2 separate regions of the Homo sapiens genome follow, and region 1 is linked to region 2. A link is an interaction called in ENCODE POLR2A ChIA-PET data of the cell type or tissue named here. Cell type or tissue: B cell. All regions are shown on one strand. Each heading gives the region's core, and the rest is flanking DNA. Links, peaks and the distances in the headings are about the cores only. Region 1 overlaps GART (phosphoribosylglycinamide formyltransferase, phosphoribosylglycinamide synthetase, phosphoribosylaminoimidazole synthetase). Region 2 overlaps IFNAR1 (interferon alpha and beta receptor subunit 1).

What was found. Peaks named below come from ENCODE experiments on the same cell type or tissue, not always from the same donor. Only the 100,000 strongest peaks of a DNase experiment are listed, where the experiment ranks them.
Region 1: POLR2A ChIA-PET joins it to region 2 with 11 read pairs; 6 of 35 experiments call an interaction of 5 or more read pairs at or near these places.

Annotation. Positions count from the first base shown.
Region 1 is chr21:33,500,458-33,509,044 of GRCh38, forward strand. It overlaps GART (phosphoribosylglycinamide formyltransferase, phosphoribosylglycinamide synthetase, phosphoribosylaminoimidazole synthetase), which reads right to left. Exons shown (of 22, transcript NM_000819.5): 19 at 5,517-5,647; 20 at 5,104-5,245; 21 at 3,955-4,070; 22 at 3,476-3,858. The coding sequence ends at 3,667. Among named protein-coding and RNA genes, the nearest start is that of DNAJC28, 13 kb to the left of the region's middle. In B cell, for the core only: no CTCF peak of the experiment used is centred there; no DNase peak of the experiment used is centred there.
Region 2 is chr21:33,356,394-33,364,980 of GRCh38, forward strand. IFNAR1 (interferon alpha and beta receptor subunit 1) reads left to right here. Exons shown (of 11, transcript NM_000629.3): 11 at 1-3,471. Among named protein-coding and RNA genes, the nearest start is that of IFNAR1, 36 kb to the left of the region's middle. RefSeq lists a silencer at 4,830-5,124. In B cell, for the core only: a CTCF peak has its summit at 4,989 (motif pointing left); DNase peaks (open chromatin) are centred at 5,088, 5,478 and 5,958; H3K4me3 peaks cover 2,227 bases; H3K27ac peaks cover 4,219 bases.

The DNA.
Region 1 (8,587 bases), core at 2,308-7,307, 140 kb after region 2:
CCCCTGCCTCATCCTCCCAAAGTGCTGGAATATAGGCCTGAGCCACCGCACATAGCCACACCTGGCTAATTTTTATATTTTATTCTTTGTAGAAATGGTTTCTTGCTATGTTGCCTAAGCTGGTCTGGAACTCCTGGACTCAAGCAATCTTCCCTCCTCGGCCTCCCAAAGTGCTGGGATTACAGGTGTATGGTACTGCACCCAGCCTGGACATTTCATATAAATAGAACTGTATAATATGTGGTCTTTTTTTTTTGAGACAGAGTCTCACTCTGTCACCAGGCTGGAGTGCAGTGGCACGATCTTGGCTCACTGCCACCTCCGCCTCCTAGGTTCAAGCAATTCTCCTGCCTCAGCCTCCTGAGTAGTTGGGACTACAGGCGCGCACCACCACGCCCAGCTTATTTTTTATTTTTATTTTTTCTTCTTTTTTCTTTTTTGAGACGGAGTCTCGCTCTGTCACCCAGGCTGGAGTGCAGTGATGCGATCTTGGCTCACTGCAAACTCTGCCTCCCGGGTTCACGCCATTCTCCTGCCTCAGCCTCCCGAGTAGCTGGGACTACAGGCGCCCGCCACCACGCCTGGCTAATTTTTTGTACTTTTTTAGTAGAGACGGGGTTTCACCATGTTGCCATGAAACATTTAATAAGGAAATCTCGATCTCCTGACCACGTGATCCGCCCGCCTCGGCCTCCCAAAGTGCTGGGATTACAGGCGTGAGCCACCAGCACCCAACCGCTTATTTTTATTTTTAGTAGAAATGGGGTCTCACCATGTTGGCCAGGATGGTCTCGATCTCATGACCTGGTTATCTGCCTGCCTCAGCCTCCCAAAGTGCTAGGATTACAGGCATGAGCCACCGAGACCAGCCAGTCTTTTTTTTTGGTGTTGTTGTTGTTGTTGAGAAAACGTCTTACTCAGGCTGGAGTACAGTTGTGCGATCACAGCTCACTGAAACTTCGACCTCCTGAGCTCAAGGAATCCTCCTACCTCAGCCTCCCAAGTAGCTGGGACTACAGGTGTGTGCCACCATGCCTAATTTTTGTTTTATTTGTAGTGATGGGGGTCTCACTATGTTGTCCAGGCTGGTCTTGAACTCCTGGGCTCAACTGATCCTCCTACCTGGGCCCCCCGTGCTGGAATTACAGGTGTGAGCCACCATGCCTGGCCGCATGTGGTCATTTATGACTGAATTCTTTTTTTTTTTTTTTTTTGAGACGGAGTCTCGCTCTATTGGCAGGCTGGAGTGCAGGGGCGTTAGCTCACTGCAACCTCCGCCTCCCGGATTCAAGCAATTCTCCTGCCTCAACCTCCCTAGTAGCTAGGACTACAGGTGCACACCACCACGCCCAGCTAATTTCTGTATTTTTATTAGAGACAGGGTTCCACCATGTTGGCCAGGATGGTCTTGATCTCTTGACCTCGTGATCCGCCTGCCTCGGCCTCCCAAAGTGCTGGGATTACAGAGCTGAGCCACTGCACCTGGCCCTGAATTCTTTCACTTAGCATAATACTTCAAGGTTCACCCACACTGTAGCATGTGTTAGTATTTCATTCCTTTTTATAATTGAATAGTATTCAATGTATGGATATATTTATCCATATATTTATCAGTTCATTTGCTGATGAACATTTGCATTGTCTCCACTTATGAATCAGTTTTTAACTGTTAATTAACATTTGGCTCCAGATAAAGGAAAATGATCTAACACTGTGGTAAATGTAAAATTTACATGGCTTGTGAAAGAATGGCTGTCAGAGATGGTCTCTTTTAAACAGTGGAGGAGGCAAATGTATGCATTAGAATTGCTGAAAAACACTTTGGGAGGTAAAGACAATTTTGGTTTTAAAAAGGCCAAAGGAGGGCCGGGTGCGGTGGCTCACGCCTGTAATCCCAGCACTATGAGGGCCAAAGCAGGCAGATCAAATGAAGTCAGGAGTTGGAAACCAGCCTGGCCAGCATGGTGAAACCCCGTCTCTACCACAAATACAAAATGAGCCGGGTGTCGTAGTGCATGCCTGTAATCCTAGCTACTCAGGAGGCTGAGGCAGGAGAATCACTTGAACCCGGGAGGCAGAGGTTGCAGTGAGCTGAGATCTTGCCACTGCACCCCAGCCTGGGTGACTGAGTGAGACTGTCTCATCAAAACAACTATATGAATGATATTTGCCTACTTTAATTGACAAGGGAATAGAGAGACACAGTGGATGAGAAATGTGCCTAAAGTTTTATGCTTGAATCTAAAAGCCACCAACTCTCCCCCTAATCCTCTAGTGACTTGCAGAGAAGTATGGATCTTTATAAACCACAGGATAATTAAACTTTACTGAAGCTAAAATCTGGGGATTACAGAAACTGTCAATAATTAGAGGAACGTTTAATGATACTTCAAAGCATAAAGGATACTATCCTTCAGAAATGGGAGCTATCCAGAAATCTTAACACACCAGATTATGATCACGATGGTCGGAAAAGTCTCAAATCAGCTATACAATATAAGGAAGAGATACTGCCTTGTTAGACTTGGGGAAGAGATAGTCACTTGACACTGATCAGAAGGAGGCTGGGCAACTTTTACACACCGGAATCTATAACCAAGATTATAAACGGAACCCAGGTGATACACTTGGGTTTGTCCTCATGTTTCTTTTCCTCATTTTAACTCAGATACATCCAGCAGTCATGGCTTCAAAAGCATATGATCAAAGATCAGAAAACCCATAACTTATTTATTTATTTATTTATTTATTTATTTATTTATTGAGATGGAGTCTCGCTCTGTCGCCCGGGCTGGAGTGCGGTGGCATGATCTCAGCTCACTGCAAGCTCTGCCTCCCGGGTTCACGCCATTCTCCTGCCTCAGCCTCCCAAGTAGCTGGGACCACAGGCGCCCGCCACCACACCCAGGATAATTTTTTTTTTTTTTTTTTTTTGTATTTTTAGTAGAGACGGGGTTTCACCGTGTTAGCCAGGATGGTCTCGATCTCCTGACCTCGTGATCTGCCCGCCTCAGCCTCCCAAAGTACTGGGATTACAGGTGTGAGCCACCGCACCCAGCCCATTATTATTTTTTGAGACAAGTCTCGCTCTGTTGCCCAGGCTGGAGTGCAGTGGCATGATCTTGGCTCACTGCAACCTCCACTTCCTGGGTTCAAGCGATTCTCCTGCCTCAGCCACCCGAGTAGCTGGGATTACAGGTGCGTACCACCACACCCAGCTAACTATTTTTTGTATTTTTAGTAGAGATGGGATTTCACTGTGTTAGCCAGGATAGTCTCGATCTCCTGACCTCATGATCCGCCTGCCTCGGCCTCCCAAAGTGCTGGGATTACAGGCGTGAGCCACTGTGCCCAGCTGAAAACATAAAACTTATAAACATGGAGGTGATTCATCATGTTGTCAGGCAATACCAAAAAAAAAAAGAGGGGGTGACGGTTAGAAAAAGAGCATAAAAAAGACCAAGAAAACTGTATGTCTCAGATATGCTGCACTAACTAGTCTTGTTTTTAGTGAGTCTCTATTTATTAAAAAAATAGATGAAGTAAGGGTGAGGTCTTTTTTGTCTTTTAGCAGTTTTTCTTTTGGGCCAAGTCCATGATAAAAAACCACCATGCAAACAGCAAATAATTCTTTCTAAACTGGCCCCATTTCTGAATTAAAAGGCTTCATTCCTCTTTAACCCAACAGATCTTGCCATTTTCTCCAAGCTGTACAGTTCCACTGGCCACCAGCTGAAGGGCTGCAGGAAATATTTTATGTTCTGCTAATTTTACTCTTTCAGAAAGAGTTGCGACAGTATCACCCCTCTTCACGGGAACAGCTTCTTGCAAAATAATCTGTCCAGCATCCACATCTTCCTGGAAAAGTAAGCAAAAGTTTTGAACATTACCTTCTAGCCAGTGTCATTTACATCTGACTACTAATATTATGTTGGTAGAAAAAGACATACTCACAGCTACAAAGTGTACAGTGCACCCAGTAACTGTGACTCCGGTTTCCAGGGCTTGCTCATGGGCATTTGAACCCTTAAAAGAAGGGAGCAAGGATGGGTGGATATTGAGCATTTTTCCTAAAAATTAAAAAAAGCATAGTGGTCAGAATTTAAAAATCCTGGGTATTCTGTTAAAGGAATACGTTTTCCTATCTAGATCCGAAGTCAAACAGGAGTTGGATTTCTGGGATGGATGTTTTCTTTGCCAAACACAGAAATGAGGTAAAAGTAAGTTCTCATCCAAGAAGGCCCTGGAAGCAGCAAGTACCCGCCTTGCACAGTTAAAGGCATGCTGGGGTGCTCTGAACAGACATTCATGGTGACAGGAAGGTGGGGAGTTCAAGCTGAATACCAGCTTGTTGCTGGCACGTACTATTAAAAATAAGCAAGAGGTTCTTACATAGCATCTATGTGCTTGACTTCTAACCACAAAGTGACCTGTCCACCAGACAGATGCTAGATTAGTTCTGTGTGGCTCATGTCACCAAAGGCATTGTCTATTTTATATCACACCACAAGTGCTCTAACTACATTCACCTAAGAATACATAAACTCTTTGGAGGGAAAATGCATTTATTGACCAACTGTGTGCACACATACACAAACAGGATGCAGTCAAGGCTTTTGGGAAGAAGGCAGTAACATAGATAGTATGTGTTTTCTGGCAATAACCTCCTCCTTGCCAACTCCTGGCAATGGTCTATGCTTCCTAAGAGAGGATGGACTCTTCATTTTGGGATATACGGAATCACTCTCTTTTGCTTCCAAACAAATAAAGGAAGGTCTTCTGAATATTTATTCAAAAGATGAAATATTATCTTTGCAGTAATGTGAAACAAAACTAAGCTACATTAGAAAAAGTGATTAATTACAGCAAGCCAAAGTAAATGGATAGAGAGCAGGTTAATAAATCATCATTGGGTCATTCTTTAGTGTAAAACAAAGGAAATTAAACTGTGACCTGTGTTAAAGTATTAATAAAATATCACAGTCAAACAGGAGTTGGATTTCTGGGATGGGTGTTCACTACTGGGATTGTTTGGCAAGTTATCTGTTCTGGAGACCATTTTCAATTGATTTCCCAATGTGATGTCAAATAATTTTTGCTTACCATTCCACTTTTGGACAAAGGGGCCAGAAAGAATTCTCATGAATCCTGCAAGACAGACTATGTCTATGGAGAACTCTTCAAGGACTAGGTCAATTGCACTGTCAAATTCTACACGATTTTTATACAGTTTATGATTAATTACCTGTAATAGAAAAAGATAAGCACAACCCTTTTCAATGAATTACCAAAAATAATTAAAAACTCAACCTTTACACAGACCATACTTCACTTCCTTGTAAAGATATACCTGATAGAGAGATTATTAAGAAAGGGACAGGATGAAGAAGGCAAGCCCAGCACCCACCCAAAATGGCGAAGTCCCAAGAACAAGTGCCCATAGACCAGGGTCCTGTGAGGGCAGATTACGAGCTTAAATATGGCCCACAGCAAAGATATTTTCCCAAGTAACTTACTCTAGTGGGAATACCAGCTCTTTCCGCTTTATCTAACCCAGCTACTGCGGCTTTGTTGGAGATAACAATATCAATTTGTGCAGAGCTATTTGGTTCCCGAGTACTGTCTATAAGTGCTTGCAGGTTCGATCCTGAGAAGGGAGAAAAACAGCAGTGAGCTCATACTACTACTTCTTTTTTTTTTTTTGAGAGGGAGTCTCACTCTGTCGCCCAGGCTAGGAGTGCAGTGCCACGATCTGGGTTCACTGCAACCTCCACCTCCCGGGTTCAAGCAATTATCCTGCCTCAGCCTCCTGAGTAGCTGGGATTACAGGAGCCCACCACCACACCTGGCTAATTTTTGTATTTTTAGTAGAGATGGGGTTTCACCACGTTGGCCAGGCTCGTCTGGAACTCCTGACATCAGGTGATCCGCCCACCTCGGCCTCCCAAATTTGGGATTACAGGCATGAGCCACCGCGCCCAACCTCACACTTTTTAAAAAAAGAGATGTGCCATTTTGAATAGGGGACAGTCAAATTTTCTGAATAAATGTCTTGGAAAAGACTGGTGATATGTGAGGCTTCTAAATTCCCTTTCTCTTGGCACAGGCAACTAAAGTAAATATGGAAAAAGCTTCTGTATAGCAATGGAAACAATCAACAAAGTAAGGAGACAACCCACAGAATGGTAGAAAATATGTGCAAACTACCCATCTGACAAGGGATTAATAACCAGAATATATAAGGAGCTTAAACAATTCATTAGGGAAAAATCTAATACTCTGATTAAAAATGGGCAAAAGATCTGAATAGACATTTCTTAAAAGAAAACACACAAATTGCAAACAGGTATATAAAAAGGTGCTCAACATCATTATCATCAGAGAAATGCAAATCAAAACTATGACATATTGTCTCGCCCCGGTTAAAATGGCTTTTATCCAAAACACAGGCAATAACACGCTGGCGAAGATGTGGAGAAAAGGGAACCGTCACACACTATTGGGAAGGTAAATTAGTACAATTATTATGGAGAACAGTTTGAAGGGTCCTCAAAAATTAAAAAAAAGAGCTACCATATCATCCAGCAATCCCATTGCTAGGTATATACCCAAAAGAAAGAAAATCAGTGTATCAAAGAGATACCTGCAGTTTCATGTTTATTCTCCCTAGCCAAGATTTGGAAGCAACCTAAATGTTTATCAGCAGACAAATGGATAAAGAAAATGTGGTACATCACACAATGGAGTACTATTCAGCCATAAAAAAGATGAGATCCTGTCATTTGCAACAACATGGATGGAACGGGAGGTCATTAAGTTAAGTGAAATAAGTCAGGCACAGAAAGACAAACCTCACATGTTCTCACTTATTTGTGGGAGCTAAAAATTAAAACAGTTGAACTCATGATGATAGTGCAATGATGGTTACCAGAGGCTAGGAAGGGTAGTGGGAGAGACGGGGAGAGGGGATGCTAATGGGTACAAAAATATAGTTAGAATGAACAAAATCTAGTGTTTGATAGCATAACAGGGTGACTATAGTCAACAATAATTTATTACACATTTTAAAATAACTGGAAGAGGCTGGATGTGGTGGCTCACACCTATAATCCCAGCACTTTGGGAGGCCAAGGCAGGCGGATCATACTGAGGTCAAGAGTTCAAGACCAGCCTGACCAGCCTGGCCAACATGATGAAACCCCATCTCTACTAAAAATACAAAAAATTAGCCAGGCATAGTGGCAGGTGCCTGTAATCCCAGCTACTCAGGAGGCTGAGACAGAAGAATCACTTGAAACTGGGAGGCGGAGTTTGCAGTGAGCCGAGTCTGCGCCACTGCACTCCAGCCTGGGCGACAGAGTGAGACTCTATCTCAAAAACAAAAACAAAAACAAAACAAAAAAAAACTGAAATAAAATAACTGGATTGTTTGTAACACAAAGAATAAATGCTTGAGGTGATGAATACCCCATTTACAGGGATGTGATTATTACAGGTTGTATGGCTGTATCAAAAGATCTCATGTACCCTATAAATATATATACCTACCATGTACCCATACAAATTAAAAATTAAAAAAACTCCCTTCCTCTTGGGATAATGGATTAATAGATTGTGAAAAGCACAGATATTCCTGGATAGCCTCCAGTTCCATCCATATTGCTGCAAACGACGTGGTTTAGGATATGTAATTGCTCCTAGGATATGTAATTGCTCCCACAAATTCTGTATCTTGTGATCTAGCATTGTAGTAGAAACAGTATAACATTATGTTAAAACTGACTGATGAGAAATAAGCTGCTTAATTAAGCAAGAAAAACTGACCCTCTCAAGAACAAACCACTATGCTATGACTCTTACAATAGTTTCTTTAAAAAAAAAAAATTTTAGATTCGGGGGTACACACGCTTGTTTATTACATGGGAATGTTGTATAATGGTGGGGACTGGGCTTCTAGTGTACCTATTACCTACATAGTGAACATTATACCTGATAGAAAAATTTTCAACCCTCACCTCTTCTCCCACACTTCCCTGTTTTGTATCTATTGTTTCCATCTTTTTTTTTTTTTTTTTTTTTGAGATGGAGTCTTGCTCTGTCTCCAGGCTGGAGTACAGTGGTGCAATCTCAGCTCATTGCAACCTCTGTCTCCAGGGTTCAAGCAATTCTCCTGTCTCAGCCTCCAGAGTAGCTGGACTACAGACGTGTGCCACCATGCCCAGCTAATTTTTGTATTTTTAGTGGAGACAGGGTTTCACCATGTTGGCCAGGATGGTCTCGATCTCTTGACCTTGTGATCCGCCCGCCTCAGCCTCCCAAAGTGCTAGGATTACAGGCGTGAGCCACAGCACCCGGCCCTATTGTTTCCATCTTTATGTCCACATGTACCCACTGTTTAGCTCCCACTCATAAGTGAGAACATGCAATATCTGGTTTTCTGTTTCTGAGGCAGTTCACTCAGGATAATGGCCTCCAGTTCCATCCATATTGCTGCAAATGATGTGGTTTTATTCTTTTTTATGGCTGCATCTTACAATAGCTTCTTTGCTTTATTATCAACTTGGGCCTAAAGTACATTAAAACCTTA
Region 2 (8,587 bases), core at 2,303-7,302:
AAGTAGCTTACCCTAGAAAACAGCTGCAAATGCCAGAAAGATGATCCCTAAAAATGTTGAGGGACTTCTGTTCATTCATCCCGAGAACATTGGCTTCCACATCACAGTATCTACCCTTACATGGTTTAGGATTAAAGCCAGGCAATCTTTTACTATGCATTAAGACCTCTGATTCAAAACTTATTAGAACAGTAGCTTCTGCTGGAATTTGCAATCACTGAAGTCATAGAAAATAGGTAACTATCTAATTAGAGAAATAATTGTTGTATTTTAAGATCTGAGAGTGTGTACAAGTTTTAGTATACATGCCATGCCAGAAGATAGTGTATGCAAGAAGTCTTGGGACCAGAAAATGGCAATGATAGGAGACTGACATAGAAGAAGAATGCTTCCCTAGGAAAAAGGTCGCTGGCTTTGGTGCAAGAGGAAGAAGAATGTTCCACTGGAAGCCTGAGCACCTAATCAGCTCTCAGTGATCAACCCACTCTTGTTATGGGTGGTCTCTGTCACTTTGAATGCCAGGCTGGCTTCTCGTCTAGCAGTATTCAGATACCCCTTCTGCTCAGCCTGCTTGGCGTTAAAATACAAATCATTGAACTGAGGGGGAAAAATGTAACTAGGAAGAAAAACCCAATTTAAGAAATTACATAATGCTTTCCAAAGGCACCTACAACTTAGTTTTAAATTACTTGCTACTGGGGATTACCCATGGATATCCTTAATAGGCAGGAAGTCTGGGAATTCTGGTGGCCTCTAGGGCAGTGTTCTCACAGCACCGTTCCGACAGGGACCAGTGAAAGAAAAGAGACAAAGTTAGAACGTGCTGGGGAGCGGCCATTTCTAAGGCCAGTCTGGTTTAAGTAGTCATTTCTGCTGAAAAAACAGATGATCCTGGTGGAAGAAAAGGTTGAAGGCAGCTGCCCTCGGGAGGGCTGTGATGCTCGGCACATCCTGCCTGGCACATACACGTGTCTGCAGGCCACACCGTGCATGTCCCCAGACCTGCCGCCTGGCTTCTGGAGTGCTTCAAGCAGAGCATGGTGGGTCATTGAGGAGACCCAGGAATCTCATCTGAGAACCCACTCTCTGCCGGAGAACCCCATGGTGACACATTTTCATCTTTCTGACCAGAGGCTGTTTTTTTTTTTTTTTGAGACAGTCTCATTCTGTTGCCCAGGCTGGAGTGCAGTGGCTTGATCTCGGCTCACTGCAACCTCGCCTCCCGGGTTCAAGCAATTCTCTGCCGCAGCCTCCAGAGTAGCTGGGATAACAGGTGCCCACCACCACACCCCACTAATTTTTGTATTTGTATTTTTAGTAGAGATGGGGTTTCACCATGTTGGTCAGGCTGGTCTTGGACTCCTGACCTCATGCTCCACCCGCTTCGGCCTCCCAAAGTTCTGGGATTACAGGTGTGAGCCACCGTGCACGGCCGGCCTGACCTTTGGAAAAGCCTTGTCACTTTGGACGTTTGCGTCTTTGAAGAGGCGATGGGAGCATATCATGACTGCCTGCCACCATTGCTTTTCAGACTACCACAACTCAATCATGCTGTCCAGGACTTCTGGCCCTGTGTTCACCACTGGGAAAACGTACTTCAGACTGGATAGCCTAAAAAGGAGCAATGCCCTTGTAGGATGTGGAGAAGGGAAAATACGGACATTAACATTAAAAGACACCAGTGAAATTGTTAGGTCTCTAGGAAGTTGGAGCACAAGGCTTCACGCTTTAAGACCATCTGTGGTTTTCAGTGAACAAGCGCTGAGCACCAGCAGCAGAAAACAACAACAAAAAAACACCTCGTTTTTACCTTGTCTTCTAGACATGAAAAGGCAGTTGCATTCCACTCTGCATTATGTTCTACATGTTGCTTTATCAGTATATGCTTAGCTGTAAGTGACAAGTATTTTTTCTGAACAGAAGTTTACTTAGAAATACCATGCACTTGGGGGTACCAATTAACCGCCTGAAAATTAGCATATTGATAGTTCTTAGAGAGACCAGATATAATCTAAGAATTTATATGAAAGATTTGTATCATTAGAGCCAGAAATAATTTTATATTAATATATAATACAGATTAACATTATATATAATATGTACCTGTGTCACTTCTGACATGAGCCTGTAAACATATATTCATATATGTACCTGCACATGTACCCACCTGATGTAGGTCTTATTCCTTTAGTATGGACTTAAAGTACTTATTCATATACCTTGTAACTAAAAATTAGAACAGCTCCCTAGAATTGTGAACTTTTAAGAGTCTGACTAGAAATTTGCAACTTATAAAAAAGTTACTTTTAAAAATATAAGTTAGGGCTAGGCACAGTGGCTCATGCCTATAATCTCAGCACTTTTGGGAGGCCAAGACAGGAGGATCACTTCAGGCCAGGAGTTCAAGATCAACCAACCTGGGTAACATGGCCAGACCCCATCTCTATTTATATATATATATATAAAACTTAGAGTTTTTATCTTCCCCTAAAAGAGGCCGTGATATTTGCAGCAGCCTCAAATTGCTCTTAAGGGGTTTAGGTGTGCAGAAGCTTTCCTTTCCCTACCCAGTAACCATGTGACTACTAACGTGGTATATTGATTTATTTTGTTTGCTGTCTGTCTCCCCTGCCCCACTGCTGGAACAGAGGCTCCAAGAAAACAGGGACCTTATTATTCATTACTGCATCCCCAGTAATGAAAGTACTTAGAAAATAATTATTGAATGAATGAAATCTAAACTGTGAACCTGAGGGTGTTTGTGGCAGTGTTTGTTTTACTGAATTGTAGAAGGACATAACCGTGTTTTCAGTGTTTCTATGGAACAAACTTGTACATTTTATTTCACTTGTGTTTTGTCTTAAACCCTACTGCTGGAAACAATTTTATGTAATAAGCAATGGGCCCAAAAGTCTAGGAGTTTTTTTGTACTTAGTGAATTTGTATGCAACAGAGATGCTGCAGCTGATGCCTTTAAAAGGTATTCATCATGGAAGAGCTGAGGCCTGTGCTTGGTGTTCCAGAGCCCAGGGTTGAGCATCCTGAAGGAGCCACTGCAGCCGTCACTGTCCCCAGAGCCTGTGGAGATAGAGCCTGTTTGCTGCTTTTTCTTCCCGCTCTTAAGACATGGCTGGAGCTCAGTCTTCATTGAATGAAGTTTGCTGTGGTATTGCATAGCCTTGCTTTCTTGAACTAAACTGTTTGCCCTTCACAAGTAGTTCTTCTTTCAGGATTAGTTCGTTCCAAGGAGGCTCTTCAGTCTCACAGATAAGTAGATCTCTCCTGCTGTCTGGACACATTTCACTCGGAAATTGAATACAATTTGTATTCAGGCTGGGAACCTGAACACACACTTGTGTTTTTAAGCTTCCCTTTTTTACAGTGGACAAGGACACAAATAATAAATAAATCATCCCTAATGCCCAAGAAATGCCCTGGTACTTAGTAATAACAAAATACCAGTAACTTCCAGTTGTTTCTCACTACCTTTTTTCTTGAGTAGGATGATAATAGAATTACAACTCTTGAGGGCAACATAAATATAGGTGGATATTTGTGGTATGATATTGATGGAAAAATAGCAATCTTTTTCTTTACCTGAGGGGAACAAAGGCAAGAGGAGAATTCGATAGTTCTCATAACAAAGGATTTCTGAGTTTTCCTCCCCTTTCTGTGATCTGTCTCCACTTGGAACTCATGTTCTAGCAAAGGACATTTTGTGGGTGAAGAAGTGATTAATGATTAGGATGAAGAAAATGTTGGCAGTTCCAGCCTGGCCAACATGGTGAAACCCCGTCTCTACTAAAAATACAAAAATTAGCCAAGCATGGTGGCATGTGCCTGTAATCCCAGCTACTGGGGAGGCTGAGGCAGGAGAATCGATTGAACCCGGGAGGCGGAGGTTACAGTGAGCTAAGATCGCACCACTGCACTCCAGGCTGGGCGACAGAGCGAGACTCCATCTCAAAAGAAAAAAAATGTTGGCAGAGAAGATGTTCTGTTGTTTTTTTTTTTTTTTAAGGTCTTGAGAAAAGGGAGGAAGTTGAAAAATTTTATCACTCAATAGCTGGATTAAATTAAACATTACGTCTCACAGTGACTCACCACCCTTGAGCCTCCCTCCCAGATTTTCTGGATACATCAAAGTTAAGAAGAAAAACCTATTTTCCTATCTTTCCAGTAAAAGGACCCTTTTTTCTAAACATAGTCCTTAAATATATAATAGGCTTTTTGTGTACTTGACTCTGTTGTCTATTCCCAAATTTTATAATACTTTTAATATTCTGGAATTGTACTTAGAGAGATTATTCTAAATGTTGTAGTATAAAAGTACATCATCCACTCTGAAATCTCCCTAAAAGAACTCCACTGCATACACGTGGAGAAGTCATCATGCCCCATCTGTGTCTGTACCTGCGGGTGTGTCTAGCATGCTCCCTAGGGAAGGGATTTTATACCATTTGCTTATATTTATTTGGCAAGCTCCATGAAAACAAGGACTGTTTTTTAACTTTGTGGCTGACACTTGGTTGCCTAAGTGTTTAACGGTGATTGAGCGGGGACGTTGACGGTACAAACACTGATTGAATTTACCACTGGAGGGCAACAAGTCACCCTGTTCAGGCTGACAATCGGTTACTATTCAATAATTCCATTCCCAGAAGATACGCCAAGTATGTTTATACAGGTGGTTTCTTAAAGTTCTGTTTGTGATTATCTCGTCTTGAGCAAATGAGGAAAGGATGTGAAGAATCTGGTGTCCCCATGATCTCACCCAGAAATGGTTTGGTAGTTACAAAGCAAGATAGAGCAGTTGAGCAAATACTTAGCCCATCTAGTCCTCTACCACTACCACCTTCGCCTTTTAATGAGCAGGACTTTGTAGTAAGCGAGTTGTTGAAAAGGAGCTCCACATACTTAGTAACAGCCTCGGAGCGGATGGAAAGAAGTAGGCATTGCTGCAGAGCTGAGATGAACCTGCAAGGAGACAGCCTTGGCCCCAGGGAATGATCACTGCACTGCGCCCCCTACTGGCCTGGCTGAGATGACTAGCTGTGATTCCCTCCTTAGTCTCACCTGTTGAAGATGGCGCAGAACAGTTACAGCCATGATCAAAAAAGATAATTAATACTTTAGTGTCTCCTGCCCTATCCGCCCCCAGGGAGAGGCCAGACCATTCAGGGTGCCAGCTGGAGGTTATAAGGGTGGAGTGTGGAGACAGTGTTTCGTGTCACTACTTCCTTTTTTTTTTTTTTTTTTTTTTTTTTTGAGACAGAGTTTTGCTCTTGTCGCCCAGGCTGGAGTGCGGTGGGGCGATCTCGGCTCACTCCAACTTTCACCTCCCAGGTTCAAGCAATTCTCCTGCCTCAGCCTGCTGAATAGCTGGGATTACAGGCGCCTGCCACCACGCCCAACTAATTTTTCTATTTTTAGTAGAGAGCTTCCTGATAGCTGAACATGCAGAGGCTGCTGGGAAGGGCATAGAATCTCTGCAGTCCTTCTCACATACCTTATCCTATGTATCTCTTCATCTGTATCCTTTGTAATAGCCTTCATAATAAACCGGTAAACATAAGTTAGTGTTTCCTCTAGTTCTGTTAGGCAATCTAGCAAATCAGTTGAACACAAGGAGGGGGCCATGGGACCCTCAATTTATAGTCATTCAGTCATAACAGGTAAAACCTGGGGCTTGCAATTGGCATCGGAAATAAGGGGGCAGTCTTGTGGGAATGAGCTCTCAACCTGTGAGATTGAAGCAGCATGGTTGTCTGGGGTAATACGTGTGGTTTGTTGCCCCACGCCAAGGAAATCGAGGATGGGGACACAAAAGGAGTGGGTTCAAGAGCGGAAGTTTAGCAGGCAAAAGAAAGAAGAGACCTTCCCTGTGCAGAGGAAGGAGTCCCGAACAGGTTTCCGGGTTTACAGCGAGATGCGGTTGCTTTTATAGATGAGCTTGAGGAAGCGGTGTCTTATTTACGTAGGGCACAGAGGATTGGTTGGACCAGGTGTTCCATTTACATAGCACAGGAAGAGGCTGGCCATCCCACCCTCATCTGTTATTATGCAAATGGCACCTCTACCTAGCCCAGGCCTTGTTGCCTGCTTTTTTACTGCACACGTGGCAACAAAGAAAAGGGAAAAGGGAACTTCAATATTGAATATACCTGACTTCCAAGTATCCCTTTCCTATTGGCACAGCTGCTGGCATTCGCCTATGCAAGCTTCCAGTTTGCTTATCTATGTTTGCAGCTTGAGTTTTCAGGCTCTTTTTGTTAGAAAAGAAATGATTTGGGGCTTCTTTTTATTAAAAGGCAAACCTTACTGAGGACTCTTTTATCCTCACTAACTGCCTAAATAAATTTTGTTTAGGTGTTGTATCAGGATCTGATGCTATCTCCAGGTAGACAGTGTCAGAATTAAATAGGAGGATACCCAACCAGTGTCTGCTGCAGAATTGATTGCCTTCTTGTTAATGGGGAGAAATCACTACGCATTTGGTCACAGAAGTCTTCTGTGTTTATTGTTGTGGCATGAGAGCAGAGGAAAAACGGTTTGAGATTTTTCCCCTCAAAAACATAGGGGAAATCTTCATGATATTGGACTTGGCAATGATTTATTGGCTATGACACCAAAAGCACAGACAACAAAAACAAAAGTAGACAAATGGGACTACATCAAACTTAAAAACTTCTGCATATAAAAGGAAATAATCAATGGAAAAGACAACCTTTGGAATTGGAAAAATTATTTGCAAAATATTTGCTTTGATAGATTAGCAGATAAAATGTGGTGTTCACATGCCACGGAATATTATTCAGCCTTTAAAAAGAAGGAAATTCTGAGGCCGGGCGTGGTGGCTCACGCCTGTAATCCCAGGACTTTGGGAGGCCGAGGCGGGCAGATCACGAGGTCAGGAGATCGAGACCATCCTGGCTAACACGGTGAAACCCCGTCTCTACTAAAAATACAAAAAATTAGCCGGGCGTGGTGGAGGGTGCCTGTAGTCCCAGCTACTCGGGAGGCTGAGGCAGGAGAATGGCGTGAACCCGGGAGGCGGAGCTTGCAGTGAGCCGAGATCGCACCACTGCACTCCAGCCTGGGCGACAAAGTGAGACTCCGTCTCAAAAAAAAAAAAAAAAAAAAAAAAGGAAATTCTGTCATGTGCTACAACATAGGTGAAGCTTGAGGACATTATGTATGCTATGTGAAATAGGCCAGCAACAAAAATATAAATACCATGTGATTCTACTTACATGAGGTTTCTAAAGCAATCTAATTTCTAGAGACAGAAATTAGACCGATGATTGCTGGCGGCTCAAGGAAGGGGAAAATGGAGAGTTGTTCAGTGGCTATAAAGCTTCAGTTTTTCAAGATGAAAAAGTTCTGAAAATAGGTAATACTACTGAATTGTATGTGTAAAATGGTTAAGATAGTAATTTTTTTTTTTTTAAGAGACAGGGTTTCACTCTGTTGTCCAGACTGGCCTCAAACTTCTATCTCAAGCGATCCTTCCGCCTCAGCATCTGGAGTAGCTGGGACTATAGGTGTGCACCACCACACCCAGCTTTAAAAAGGTCACTATTTTACTTATTTATTTTTAATTAGGGCAGACTTAACAGTAAGTGATTCATCCTTGGTTTCTGATACATTATTTCCTCCTTTTTCTAAAGGAAGTCTGCTCTCTGCCATTATTTTATCTGCCCAGAATACAAGTATAGTAACGTCTTATTACAAGCTATACAAATCCTTTTTCAAAGTGAGTGTGCAGACTGGGCTTGGCGGCTCACGCTTGTAATCCCAGCAATTTGGGAGGCTGAGGTGGGTGAATCACTTGAGGCCAGGAGTTTGAGATCAGCCTGGCCAACATGATGAAACCCCATCTCTACTAAAAGTACAAAAATTAGCGGGGCATGGTGGCACACACCTATAATCCCAGGTACTCGGGAGGCTGAGGCAGGAGAATCACTCGAACCCGGGAGGCAGAGGTTGCAGTGAGCCGGGAGTGCACCACTGCACTCCAGCCTGGGCAACAAAGTGAGACTCTGTCGTGAGTGTGCAGTTCATCACGTAGGCTTGTGTTGATGTCAACATAAGGCAAGTACTTCCTCATTGCTCTACATCAGTGAAGAAATGTGAACACCAAGGTTTAGACTGAGAAGTAGGGCAGGGAGATTGGATGGAGGTAAACTTTAAACATTTCATGTCTTAATTTCTGCTTGTTTACCCCCAAGAGAATTTTATAAATCCATTTATTTCTTCATGTTTTAATTAACATCTAAAATATTTCCTGACACGTTTAAATAGTTGCAAAAGAAATACTTTACAGTAAGTTGTAAATATTCACATTTTAAAATAAACTTGCTTTATCGCTCTTATAAATGCATTCAATGGAATCTCCTATCAAAGCAATTTGATACCCATCATTGTCTACTTTGAAATTACAGAAACTCGGCCAGACATGGCGGCTCACTCCTGTAATCCCAGCACTTTGGGAGGCCGAGGCGAGAGGATTGTTTGAGTCCAAGAGTTCAAAACCATCCTGGACAACATAGTGAGACGACCTTGTCTCTACAAAAAAATGAACAGA